Regions from separate parts of the Homo sapiens genome. Here regions 2 and 3 are each linked to region 1. A link is a contact called in ENCODE Hi-C data. All regions are on one chromosome and are shown on one strand. The core of a region is the stretch at or near the end of the contact, and the rest is flanking DNA. Distances in the headings are between cores, read along the strand shown.

Evidence for each region. Hi-C counts contacts between places; a loop is a spot of excess contacts on that map. Pooled maps may share reads with other maps.
Region 2: a loop to region 1 is called in a pooled map, with 4 times the contacts of the local background. The contact joins the promoter of UBE2E3-DT here to the promoter of ITGAV in region 1. A Hi-C loop is called at or near these places in 4 of 50 pooled maps.
Region 3: a loop to region 1 is called in a pooled map, with 19 times the contacts of the local background. The contact joins the promoter of CWC22 here to the promoter of ITGAV in region 1. A Hi-C loop is called at or near these places in 7 of 50 pooled maps.

Annotation. Positions count from the first base shown.
Region 1 is chr2:186,586,947-186,591,305 of GRCh38, reverse strand. It overlaps ITGAV (integrin subunit alpha V), which reads right to left and starts at 1,250. Exons shown (of 30, transcript NM_002210.5): 1 at 783-1,250. The coding sequence starts at 967. LOC124906105 (a long non-coding RNA gene) reads left to right here and starts at 1,410. Exons shown (of 2, transcript XR_007087465.1): 1 at 1,410-2,316. RefSeq lists an enhancer at 768-827 and a silencer at 958-1,187.
Region 2 is chr2:180,979,572-180,983,766 of GRCh38, reverse strand. UBE2E3-DT (UBE2E3 divergent transcript) reads left to right here and starts at 2,755. Exons shown (of 2, transcript NR_187176.1): 1 at 2,755-3,701; 2 at 4,101-4,195. It overlaps UBE2E3 (ubiquitin conjugating enzyme E2 E3), which reads right to left and starts at 3,162. Exons shown (of 6, transcript NM_006357.4): 1 at 2,794-3,162; 2 at 1,531-1,749. The coding sequence starts at 1,724. RefSeq lists a silencer at 2,885-3,744.
Region 3 is chr2:180,005,220-180,009,309 of GRCh38, reverse strand. It overlaps CWC22 (CWC22 spliceosome associated protein), which reads left to right and starts at 2,013. Exons shown (of 20, transcript NM_020943.3): 1 at 2,013-2,443. RefSeq lists an enhancer at 2,333-2,865.

The DNA of each region.
Region 1 (4,359 bases), core at 1-2,500:
GACGGCCCTTGCAACGCGGAACGTTGGCAACTTGAAAACATAACTGAATTATTAAATACTGCAGTATTCAAATGACCTGCAGCGAGTGAAAACTCAGCAAACACCCTTGTTCCTTCTGAACAATGACCTAAATAGTGAATCACTATAAAAAGAACAGATGACACATTCAATTCATCTGTTCAACCTCAAATGTGCAAATGTCTGACAGTCCCAGAGATAAGACACAATGAATTCAATAGGACAGTATGGTCATTTTAAGTCATCAGAATGTCTGCAAAAGGAGTAAGGAGAAACAGAATCAGACAGAGGCGGAAAGAGTGGGGGAGGGCTTGTTTAGGGAGACTGAAAAGGACGGGCGTTAAGCCTGTAAAGCAGAAAAAGGCTACCAAGAAGCCTAACTGGTAGAGGAGAAAAAGAAGTTCGGGGATGATATTGACCAAATCCTCGACACTGGCACAGGAGGCGGGGAGTCCGGCAAGACCAGCCTTTGTTGATTTCCCACTTTCCCCGATTTTTAAGCACAGGTCTGCTTCAAAGCTCTCCCGCTGCCCCTAACCAATTTTAAGAGGTGAGAAGCGGGGTGTAACTGGGTGATGGGTACCAAAGGGAGTTCATTTCCCCAAATATTTCCTCCACCCAGGATATAAACCACTCTGAGAGGTAGGATGGGTGAGACAGACAGACGCCGGGATCTCTCGGAAATCAATCCCAATGGAGAAACGCTGGGTGGGTGCGCGCGGTGGGGGAGGGGGCCGGCTCCAGTTCCAAGTGCGGCCACTTACGAAGACGCGCTGGGCACGAAGAAATCCACGGCGAAGCCGAAGTAACTTCCCTCGGGGCCAGAGTACTCGGCAGGACTGTCCACGTCTAGGTTGAAGGCGCGGCACAGAGGTAGCAGGAGTCCCGAGAGAAGAAGCGGGAGGCCGCGGGGACCGAGGCGCAGCCGTCGCCGCGGCGGAAAAGCCATCGCCGAAGTGCGCGCGGGACGCCAAGCCGGGAGCGGTAGCCACCTCCCCCCGCCCCAGCGAGGCGCCCAGTGCCCGCGGCCCGCCGCCTGCGCGCGCCCAAACTTGCCGGCCGCTCTCTTCTCGGCTAGCCCGGGACAGCTCCGGGGCAGGCAAGAGGGCTGAGCTTCGGAGCGACCGCCAGGGACGAGGGGCGCAGAGCGCGCGGGGCGGGGACAGCAGCGCAGACGGTCCTTTGCTTCCCTCCGGCTCCGCCGCTCCACGCAGCGTCTGAGGCTGGGGACTGCCGGGGTGAGCGCCGCACCTCAGGCCTGAGAGCCGCGGCGGCACTGGGAGGAGACCTGGAAGGAGGAGGAGCCGGCCCGGGAGGCTGCTGTGGAGCTGGAGGAGGAAGTGGGGGAGGAGAGGCGCCCTTCTACAGGGGAGAGCTCAGCGTACTTCCGTGAGTGCAGTCGCCGCCTGTCCCGAGACCTGGGCGTCTGTGCAGGGGCCCCCAGCTCCTGAGCCTGGGTCAGCGGCAGCGCTCCTGGACGAAGGCCTCAGGCTGAGCACCTGAGGAGGCGTGGGGGCGGGGGCGGGGAGATACGGTCCAGCGTCCCAATCTACCCGCGTCCACGGGAGTAGCAAGGGCACCCACGTTCCCTTGTCCCGCCGGGAACTTCCGTGCGACTGTTGTTTAAAAATGAGGAAAGCTTTTTATCAGTTTCTCGTGTTTCTGCTGCTTAGCCTGGCAGGCTCTCACGAACGAAACCCTGTTAATTAATGGTCGTTAATTACACTCCATTCCACAAACACTGAACTTAATTACGGATTTCCAGAAAGCCAGCATAGCCTCTTGCAAGTGAGGTATGTAAAGCTTAACTTAGTAGTCAAAGAAAGGATTCGCAGGGCAAAGAATTGGCAGTGATCGTTTTAAATCAAGTCAGAATAATCGAAGCCTTATTCCCAGTTTGTTAGCTGCGGTTGTATGATTTAGAAACACTGATTTGTTGATTTAGGATGTTTGGATAGACATAATTTCAGAGCTGGAAGAAGGACCGCACACCGGTGAAATAAGGCCCCGCGTGCTTGTTTGCCACTGGTGTGTTTCATCAAGCCTTGACAACACTGGACTGAGAGAGAGGGCCTTGAGGACAGGAACCTTGACCTTTTTCTTAGTGTTCTTATTTCTAGCACCTTGCCAAGCAGATAGTAGTCGATCAATAAAATGTCCAATCAGTGAATGAATAGCAGACGAAATGAGCAAAGTGCCCAGAGAAGTGACTCTTCCATATTTCAAGTGTTTCATGTGCTACAGAATCTGTTGAACAAGGTGAAGTTTAAGTGCATTGTGTGGACTTACAACTTACAAGTAAGTACTGGAACAGTAATTTCTGTTTTCCCAAAGTAACTATTAAAACTCAATCATAATATACATTAATAACTATCAAATAATCCTGTGAAAGGATATGTATATAAATGAAAGTGAAATGCCTAATTCGAATTTGTAATATTTATTGGACCAGGTCCAGGTGCTCATGCTGGCAATCTCAGCACTTTGGGAGACTGAGGCAGGAGGATTGCTTGAGACCGGGAGTTCCAGGGGAACATAGGGAGACCTCATCTCTACAAAAATTTAAAAATTAGCTGGGAGTGTGGTGCATGCCTGTAGTCCCAGCTATGCCGGAGGCTAAGGCAGGTAGATAGATCGCTTAGGCTCAGGAGTTCCAGGTTATGATAAGTCATGAGCCTGCCACTGCACTCCAGCCTGAGTGACAGAACAAGACCCTGTGTTTAAAAAAAAAAAAGGCCGGGCGAGGTGGCTCATGCCTGTAGTCCTAGCACTTTGGGAGGCTGAGGCCGGCAAATTGCCTGAGCTCGGGAGTTCGAGACCAGCCTGGGCAACACAGTGAAATCCCGTCTCTACTAAAATACAAAAAATTAGCCGGGCGTGGCGGCATGCGCCTGCAGTCCCAGCTACTCAGGAGGCTGAGGCAGGAGAATTGCTTGAACCCGGAAGGCGGAGGCTGCAGTAAGCTGAGATGGTGCCACTGCACTCCAGCCTGGGCCACAGAGTGAGACTCCATCTCAAAAAAAAAATGCATTAAATATTTCCATTTTTAAATTTGACTAAAAGATATGCAGCAAAACCTTTGGCATGTTTTACAAGGCATGGTCTAGCATCTGCCTGAAAGAAATTACTGATTGAGAGAAGAAATCCTACACAAATCCTTACACATAAATGCAAATACAGCTTATTTCTCACCTTCTTTCCTAATACACCAAAGAGGCTATTGATATGTATGCATAAACCCAAAGGGTCTTTTATATCTTAAAAACATGACAACCAGTCTACCTGGAAATCCATCCAGGTAAGGAAGACAGAAGAGTTTAAACTCTGGCTAGATCCAGTAAGTCTCCCACTCCTCAACTTCTGATCGCAGGACAGGGGTCCGACAGACCAAGGTGGAGTGAAGAAATGTGAGAGGACCAGGGAAAAGAAGAAGCCCACGAAATGACAACACATGTACACCCACCAAAACTTGGGTGAACAACACACCCCCAAATAGGGCTACAACTTACTGAAAGCACTTACTGTTGAGCCATTCTTTATGAGTTTATTTTGAATGAGCAGTCTTGAAAATCAAGGAATTTGTTTTTTTTAAAAAAGCAAATAGTCCAGGCACTGTGGCTCATGCCTGTAATCCCAGCATTTTGGGAGGCCGAGGTGGGTGGATCACCTGAGGTCAGGAGTTCAAGACCAGCCTGGCCAACACAGTGAAACCCCGTCTCTACTAAAAATACAAAAATTGGCCGGGCGCAGTGGCTCACTCACACCTGTAATCCCAGCACTTTGGGAGTCCAAAGTGGGTGGATCACGATGTCAGGAGTTCAAGACCAGCCTGGCCAAGATGGTGAAAGCCTATCTCTACTAAAAATACAAAAATTAGCTGGGTGCAGTGGCAGGCACCTGTAATCCCAGCTACTTGGGAGGCTGAGGCAGGAGAATCACTTGAACCTGGGAAGCAGAGGTTTCAGTGAGCCAAGATCGTGCCACTGCACTTCAGCCTGGATGACAGAATGAGACTCCATCTCAAAAAAGAAAAAACAGTAGCCAGGCATGGTGGTGTGTGCCTGTAATCTCAGCTACTCAGGAGACTGAGGCAGGAGAATTGCTTGAACCCGGAAGGCAGAGGCTACAGTGAGCCGAGATATTGTGGTATTGTGGGCCACTGTGCTCCAGCCTGGGTGACAGAGCGAGACTGTCTAACAACAAAAAAAAGCAAACATACATTTCAATTAGGAAACTATGAAGCAGACTAACCCAGTGGCTTTAGAAACTTGGGGTTATAAATGCAGGCATCTCTTTGTGTGACCATGCTCGAGCAGCCACTCACACAGTGCCTTGCAAATT
Region 2 (4,195 bases), core at 1,506-4,005, 5.6 Mb after region 1:
TATCTATTTCAAAACACTTTTTACCAAAGAAATTCTCTTTTCAAGCTTATATGCAAATGAGACAAAAAGGGAGGAGGGAAAGCACTGGAATATTTGACAAGGACTTGAAGTGACTTTTACTGAGGTAAAAATTAACAGGCTACTGCAAGAGCACATTAACAGTTCTGACAATATTTTATCTGTCAAAAAAAAAGTTTAAAATTTACAAATATCTTTACTTGTGAAAAACTTTCAAAGACTACTTGACATTCTAATTTAACCATTTCTGTTTTCCCTGATTTTAGGTACAGCACTTAAATTTAATAAACATTGAGAGAAAGAGGAGAAAATACATAGGCCTGAGTTAAGGGGGAGAAAAGCAGTTCTCTGATTTGATTCAAATTTAAGATGATTTCAAAACTTTAGATGTGTCTAATATGTTCCGCATCAACACTATACCAAATTGAGAATTTTAAATTATGTCAAAGACTGCTGCCATTCAAAAATATTATCAAGTTATTAATACTTCATTACTGAGACAATAAGGGTGAAAATCCATAGAAAAATATGAGTATTTATGAATCACCACAGAATGCAATATTTGATCAGTTTTTATATTCTTTTTCCTTTAGTTATCAATAAAAATTAACAAAATGTCAAAATTGGTTAATGCTGTAAACATTATACATTTTATGTATAATTACTAGAGTTTGTGGATATTCCACTACTACTACCACTGATAAGAGTCTCATTGACAGAATCTTTTTTTCTCCATCAGAAAACATCAATCAATAGGAAACAAATGATCTTTCACTTACATCCAATTAAATATGTTTCTCCTGCTGTTGAGTATTAACTTGTCAAGCACATCCACAAGTTTCAGAGTGAAGAGGCCCAAGGACAATGCAAGTTTTCTATCACTAGTGACACCTCAAATTGTAAAGGGCTACTTTTCAGTTTGATTTGCCCTCACAAGCACAGGAAGGGATAATCATAATTTAACCAGGAAAGTTACCTGTGATATACGATTGAAAGTCATGTTTTGTAAAACTGTAAGCAGATTTGCAGCACAATTTTAAATCTGCTTTCAAATATAGCAAAGGCCTGAATTTGCAAATTTTCTAGCAAATATGATCATTTCTGATCATTAAGTTTCATGAAGAGAGGCACTGCTAATCTCTGGAAGTGTCAATTTCATTAAAGAAGATTATGACTCATAAAAGGAACATCCCCAAAGTACCATCTAATTTGGGTTCACCAAATTTTCCTTGCCAACTCCTTAAACAATCTGTCAGAATGTTAGTCTAATCTCTACTCAAGGACACTCTTAACTGAAGTTACCGAAGTACAGAATTAAGTTTGCTTAAAAGTATAATTCTAGTAATGTTGCTTACATACCACCTAAAGAATGACAACTCATTCAAGTACAATTAAACTGATAATGAAGTAAATATTTCTGAACTACTGCTATTGAGGTAAAACCAACAAAAGCGTCCAACCACCTGGAAGACAACCTGACAAAGTGTGCTGGATCCTTCTTTTACACATTACCTTTTAGCACTAGTGGATAACTTAGCAGTGGTTTTGCTAGAGAGTTTGGTGTTTTTCTTCTGCTGGGTGGCAGAAGGTTTTCTTTCCTCTTGTTCTTCAGGCTCTGGAGCGGCTGGGTCTCGCTGGTCCGCATCTGAACTGCCACTGCTGGTGCTGGGGCTCTCATCATCGGACCTTTGCCTATCACTGGACATCTTGGTGAAGTTATCTCTTGGAAAACTTTTAAAGAGAACAGGGGAGGAGGAGGAGAAAATGTTAAATCTAGGAAATAAACCAACAGCATTTTCTTCTAGTCATCTAAAATCGTCTTGTAATGAAAAAGCTTCAAAAGTGTTCACACTTATTTCATCGTACAACAGGGGTACGTACAAGGGAGGTGATGTGTCACACAACGCCAGCGTTAAGGGATTTGCCGAACTCAAGTTAGAAAACCCACTCACATTTTTTTCCGTCTCTTGGACAATCTATCAATTGTCTACTTTCTCAGAAGGCATGAAACAGATTTGCCAAGGAACTTAGGCAACAAGCATTAATAACATATGACACACTGTAAATAACAGATCTCGCTGAAAAATGTTTAAAAGTCACTAATAACGTCTAAATATTTACACACTGACATTGGTCAAAGCTACCAAATTCCCTTTCCGAGAGGAAAACACACCCTGTTAATCGCCCATATGCTTATTTAAGGTGGCGATTCCTCCTCAGTGCACGTAAAGCCTTTAAACACAACACTTGGAAATTTAAAAATCAACTAACGAGCTGCTCTAGCTGTTTCCACGGCCAGCAGCGAAGATTCATCCGGCCAAGACCGAGCTGCCACCCTGGGAAAAGCAGAATTCAAACTGCACCTTCTGCAAAGCTCCCAATGCCACCAAGGTTCCTCGCTCAATTTTTATATCACGGACCGACATTTTGTCCAAAATAACGAAAAAAATAAGAAACCCAGAGAAAAAACAAACAAATAAACAAAGCCCCAAGAAGTGCAACAAATTTCCGCGCCCGCGGAGGCGAGCCACGGCCGGCGGCGGCGGCCACGCAGCTCCGCGGCCCTTTGTGGGGAGGGCCGCGCGGGGGCCGCGGGTAGCGCTCGCCGCGCCGGGCGCCAAGTGATGCGAGCAGCCCAGCCGGCCCCGCCGCGGCTCGCGGACACCGGCGACGCGGGCGCCCGGCGCGAACAAAGCTGCCCGCCCCCGCCCCCTCCCCCACCGCCGCCGCCGCCCCGGCCGCCCCCCACGCGGCCCCCCGGCCCCGCCGCCTTACCTCGGCCGCCCGCCCGGCCCGCTCGCGCGCCGCTACGGTGTGGGGGAGGGAGAGAGAAAAAAACCCTTCCTTAAGGAAATGGAGGCAGCTGTGGGGGGGGGAAGGGGGGGGAGGGAAAAAAAGAAGCCGAGGAGGCTCTGGCCGGGGAGTGTGGAACATTGAAAGTCGGAGGGGGTTGTGCAGTGCCGGGCTCCGGCCGGAGGGTGGCGCCGCCCAGCGCCTTCGGAAAAAAGCGGGGGTGGGAGCTCGGCTGGGCGAGGGCGCGAGCTCCCGGCGAGGCGGAGGGGACGCGGGAGACCCCCGCGCGCTGTAGCCTCCCGCCGCCGCCGCCCGGCTCGGCTCCTCCCGGCCGCGCAGTCAGCAAGTTCCGAGGCGAGCGCGGGGGGGAGGGGCGGGCGCGGCGGCGACGCGCGTGCTCGCTGCTTGCCTGGCGGAGGGGCGCGCGCCGCCGACGCCCGGCGGGCGCGAGCTGTTCCCGCGCGCTCCCGTGCGCGCTCTCCACACCTCCCCTCACCCTGGGGGTGCACGCGTCCGCCCGCGCGCGGCCAGGACAAAGAGCGCGGCGGGGACCCGGCGGGCTGGCCCCTGCCGCCCTTGGCCGCGGAGCCTGTGCCAGAGAAGGCGGGGGCGCGGGCACCGTATCGCGGGGCCGCTGTGCCGCGGGGTGGCTTCCGGCCTGGGCCCGCCTCCGGGGCGAGGCTGCCCATTGGGCTACCCGCGTCCCCAGGGCTGGTTCCATCCCATCCGCCTGCGCGGGGGCCGTCGTGGCTCCCGGGGCCCCAGTACCTGGGCAAGGGCCCTGGGCGCGTGGTTGGGAGTCCCCCGCCGCCCCGGGAGACGGGAGACTAATGGGTGTTGTTGACGAGGCCAGGCACGCAGGCGGAGAAGAGCTGCCACTTGCCCCTCGCGTAAGCTGGAGGAAGGGACAAGTTGGGGTCCTGGGAATTGAAGAGGGTAGAATGTATTTGGAGATTAGGGGAACAACCTCTATTTCTTTTTGGCTCATAGCTTGCAACTGTCGCTGCCAAAGGGAAGTGTCCTTCGGATTATTTGAAACCTTAAAAATCCAAAACAGTGTTTAAAATGTCCCGCTCAACATTCTTAAAAGTGAAGGAGAAGAGTTTGGGGTTGGGGGGTGGCGATGAGAGCTAAAACATGACACTTTTCTGCGGGACTCTTCTGTCTTGCACATGAGGAGCCAGTTCTGGAAAGAAAAGTTCTGAGTGATGTTGAGTCAGAATGTCCACCCAGAAAAGCTTTAGGTGGAGATAGTGACAGTTTTGTTTGTTCTACCATTCTTTTTGCAGTCTCCAGGTGGACTCTGCGGTTTTTACCCCACGGCACAAAGTAGCCAGAATACAAAAACTTCCTGTTTGCCACCCAGGCCTTCTCCAGCTACTGA
Region 3 (4,090 bases), core at 764-3,263, 6.6 Mb after region 1:
CTTGTAGCCTAGCTGCAAGCAGTGTGGTTAGGTGACAGCCTTCAACTGTTGAATCTTCATGTCCACCTTGGGTTTTTAGTTGAGGCCACACTCTTCTTGGGGTGGCTCTAGCCAGTGACTGAGCAAAACTGGTACAAGGGCCTAGCCATTTCATCCCATTGTAGGCCTCTTCATCTTTATTCTGGAGCTACTATTTCCTCCATTTTCCTTTCACCTTTATTATTCATAACTCTTTCTCAGTGTCTGCTTCCTGAAGGACCCAACTGACAAATCCAATTCTTTTCCAGCTCCATCTAGTTCTCCTCTGCTCAACCCTAACTTTCCTATTTCTGTTGATAGTTGTAGAGGTAGTATATTCATCAGGGTTCCCTAGAGGGACAGAACTAATAGGATATAGATAGATAGATAGATAGATAGATAGATAGATAGATAGATACACACACACGCACACACACACGTATATATATCCTATTACATATATATCCTATTTTTTATATATATCCTTATATATATATCCTAATATATATATCTATATATAAGGATATATATATAAAAAGGGGAGTTTATTAAGTATTAACTTACACAATCACAAGGTCCCACAATAGGCTGTCTGCAAGCTTGAGGAGCAAGGAGAGCCAGTCTGAGTCTCACAACTGAAGAATTTGGAGTCCAATGTTTGAGGGCAGGAAGCATCCAGCATGGGAGAAAGATATAGGCTGGGAGGCTAGGCCAGTCTTGCCTTTTCATATTTTTCTGCCTGCTTTATATTCGATGGTAGCTGATTAGATTGTTCCCACCAGATTAAGGGTGAGTCTGTCTTCCCCAGTCCACTGACTCAACTGTTAATCTCCTTTGGCAACACCCTCACAGATACACCCAGGATCAATACTTTGCATCCTTCAATCCAATCAAGTTGACATTCAGAATTAACCATCACCGGTAGTATTGTGGGTTTTTAAATATATGAATACAAATGTTCATCTCCAGATCCATCTCCTGTGCCCTGTATTGGTGCACCAAAATGCACCATCAACAATGGCCAAATATCTTAAATATGAAATAAAATAGATAACACTATTGTATACTAGCAATTATCTTAAATGCATCTTGTGTATCAACTAATTCAATTCTTAAAACTACTGCCTGGATGGATACTATTGGTATTTCCATTTAACAGATCAGGAAACGGCCACAGAATGTGAAGTTACTTGCCCCAGTCATCCATAAATAATAAAAGGACTCAAGATTCAAAATAAGTAGTCCAACTGCAGTGTTTTTATTCTTAATCATCACACTCTGCCTCCAGAAAGGAGTGGAAGCACAGCACCCTAAAACTGTAATAGAGAAGTGTGTGGAGAAACCAGTCCTGGTTTATGAAAGATTTGATAACATAAAGATATTCTTGGTTTAGGAAGAGAGTTTCCAAAATAGCAAGTAGTTGAACTTTTAGGTTTTGTTACTAGTGAAAAGTGAAGTTTAAAGAAACTGTTTGATGCCCTAGTTCTGCACGCTGTACAAACTGCTACTTCCTACTCAGCCAGGCAATCTCTTTATTCTCAGGTCATACCAGTTGGTACCTTAACCTAAAAGAGAGGCAACACAGTCTCTATAGAATTAGTTTTTCCTCATTATTTCACTCTATTTATGATTTAATATTCTCCCATTCTTATGGCCTGGATATCTTGGAATTTATTAGGCACTTAACTGTTGGTCAAACTCTTATAAAGTCTCAGGAAAATCTCTCTCTTAAGATTTTTCAAGGAAAGTGACAACTGACTGCTTTTTTAAAAAAAATTTCCCCAAAATGCAGTGAAATAGTTTTAAAGTAAATTCGGCTAGACCCTGAACACTACTAGGCTGCCAGTGAGCAGCGTGGATGTTAACTCGCTGGCGCGCATCTGTATGAACTACAATTCCCATCGTACACCGCGCCATTTCACGCTAAACTACAATTATGCTTTCCTCATTTCCGTCAGCACAGGCGCTGGATTTCGGACTTTGTAGTTCATGCCAACTTCTCTTTTTTGTCGCCATTTTGGCAACAAGACAGTGTGCCTGGATCGACTACTTTGACTCTGGTATTATGATATGGTATTTGAAATAAATTAAAGGGATAACGTGTCAAGCCAATTGAGCGTCAAGTTTTTAAATATTTCACTATTCGCCTTCTTCCTACCGTCGGTGCTCGGGAAGAGGAAGTGACGTACGTCCGGTGTAATGGCGGCGCGGTGGAGCTCTAGGTAATTATCGAACTCCGTGGAGTCCCCGCAGGCAGAGACGCGGAGTGGGGGTGGCGGGTCGCCGGATCGGGTGGGAAGTAAAAGACCCCCAGGAGTGGGTGCGGGCTCACTGATACGGCTGTGAGCGGCATTGGAGTGTGCGTGGGTCTTCTCGCTACGCTCGGGCCCGCAAGAGGGGTGTGAGAGCGGCTAGGTCCAAGCAGGTGGGGAGGGAATGGGCTGCCATGAACTGACTGCCTGAGCGGACCGGCTGACCTTCCTTGTGAAGTTCCTGGAGCTGTCTGAAATCCTGCACCAACGCTGGTGCTGTGTTGTTTCTTGTGCACTGCGTTTTATACTTAGAGCCTCTGGAGTCCATTGGGGCTTGCCAAAGCCCCTTTCCTAGTGCCCGGGTCCCAGGGTCAGGGGAGTGGGATTAATGAGATCTAGTTGATTAAAAGTTAGTTGAATTACTTGCACTCTTATGCCTCTTGCCGGCATTATATCCCTTTGACTATTTGTTTTAAATTTCATTAGCGTCTTCTTTTTCATTTATTTGCCCTGTAAATACTGATAGTGTCTAGTGTTTAGTCTTGAAGACACTTCGCTTCTCATGTGCCCGCTTCATCTGTCATTCTTGATCCTTCCATAACTTGAACTATCTCCAGTGAGGTAATAACTGCCAAACTTGGGTCTCCAGGCTCCACCTCTCTAACGAGCTCTGGGTCCTACAACACAGCATTATATAACGGAAATATAATAGTTAATTTCACTGAGTTTAACTGCAAAAACCACGGTACCTATTTCCATTTAATCCTAACAATTCTTCTGAGGTAAGTGGAGAAGGCAGGATTTGGAGAAAGGCTATTCTAGATGCAAGAATTAGGTAAGAGTTTCCTTTGCATTTTTAGATGTGCAGAGACTCGAAATAGCAGATAAGCAAGCAAACTTGGTTCTCAGCAGATCAGTTAACCTACCTCTTATCTGTATTTAGACTTACCTTGTTTTAGGATTGCTTGTGAATTCAGGAGTTAACATAAATTATCATCCTACTATGGAAGGGCAGATTTAAAATTGACATTAAAAGTGTGGTTTTGACCAGGAGAGGAGAAGCATTGTTACAGGCGTTATCAGTAGGTGGAGGAAAGCCACTTGTGTTGGTCCTGGGTGATGGACTAGTAGACCAAAGATTTCTGTTTTATCCAGCTATTATTAGGTCTGTCACTTGGAGCAAGTTACCTAAAGTCTCTAGTGTCAGCTTCATCATCTGGAAACATGTAGGTAGTAATACAATACCTGCCTCACTGTATTGTCTTTTTTTGAGTATAAAGAAAAATAATGCAGATGAGGCACTGAGCACAGCGTTAGCGTTGTATTATTGTAAATTACTACTATGATACAGTTGATGAGTTCTCTCTGTTCCTCAATTCTTGTTCTCTGGTTCTGAATGTTGCCTTTCCACCTGTAAGTGTCCTTCCAGTTGTTTTTTGTTTTTTGTTTTGTTTTGTTTTGTTTGAGACGGAGTCTTACTCTGTCGCCCAGGCTGGAGTGCTGTGGCGCTATCTCGGCTCACTGCAAGCTCCGCCTCCCTAGTTCATGCCATTCTCCTGCCTCAGCCTCCCAAGTAGCTGGGACTAAGGTGCCCGCCACCACGCCTGGCTAATTTTTTGTATTTTTAGTAGAGACGGGGTTTCACTGTGTTAGCCAGGATGGTGTCTGTCTCCTGACCTTGTGATCCACCCGCCTCGGCCTCCCAAAGTGCTGGGATTACAGGCGTGAGCCACCGCTCCCGGCTAGTGTCCTAGTTTTAAGTGTCCATGCCACTTTAATGGAGTCTTTCCCAACTCAGTTGACTGGGGCTCTGAGACTGT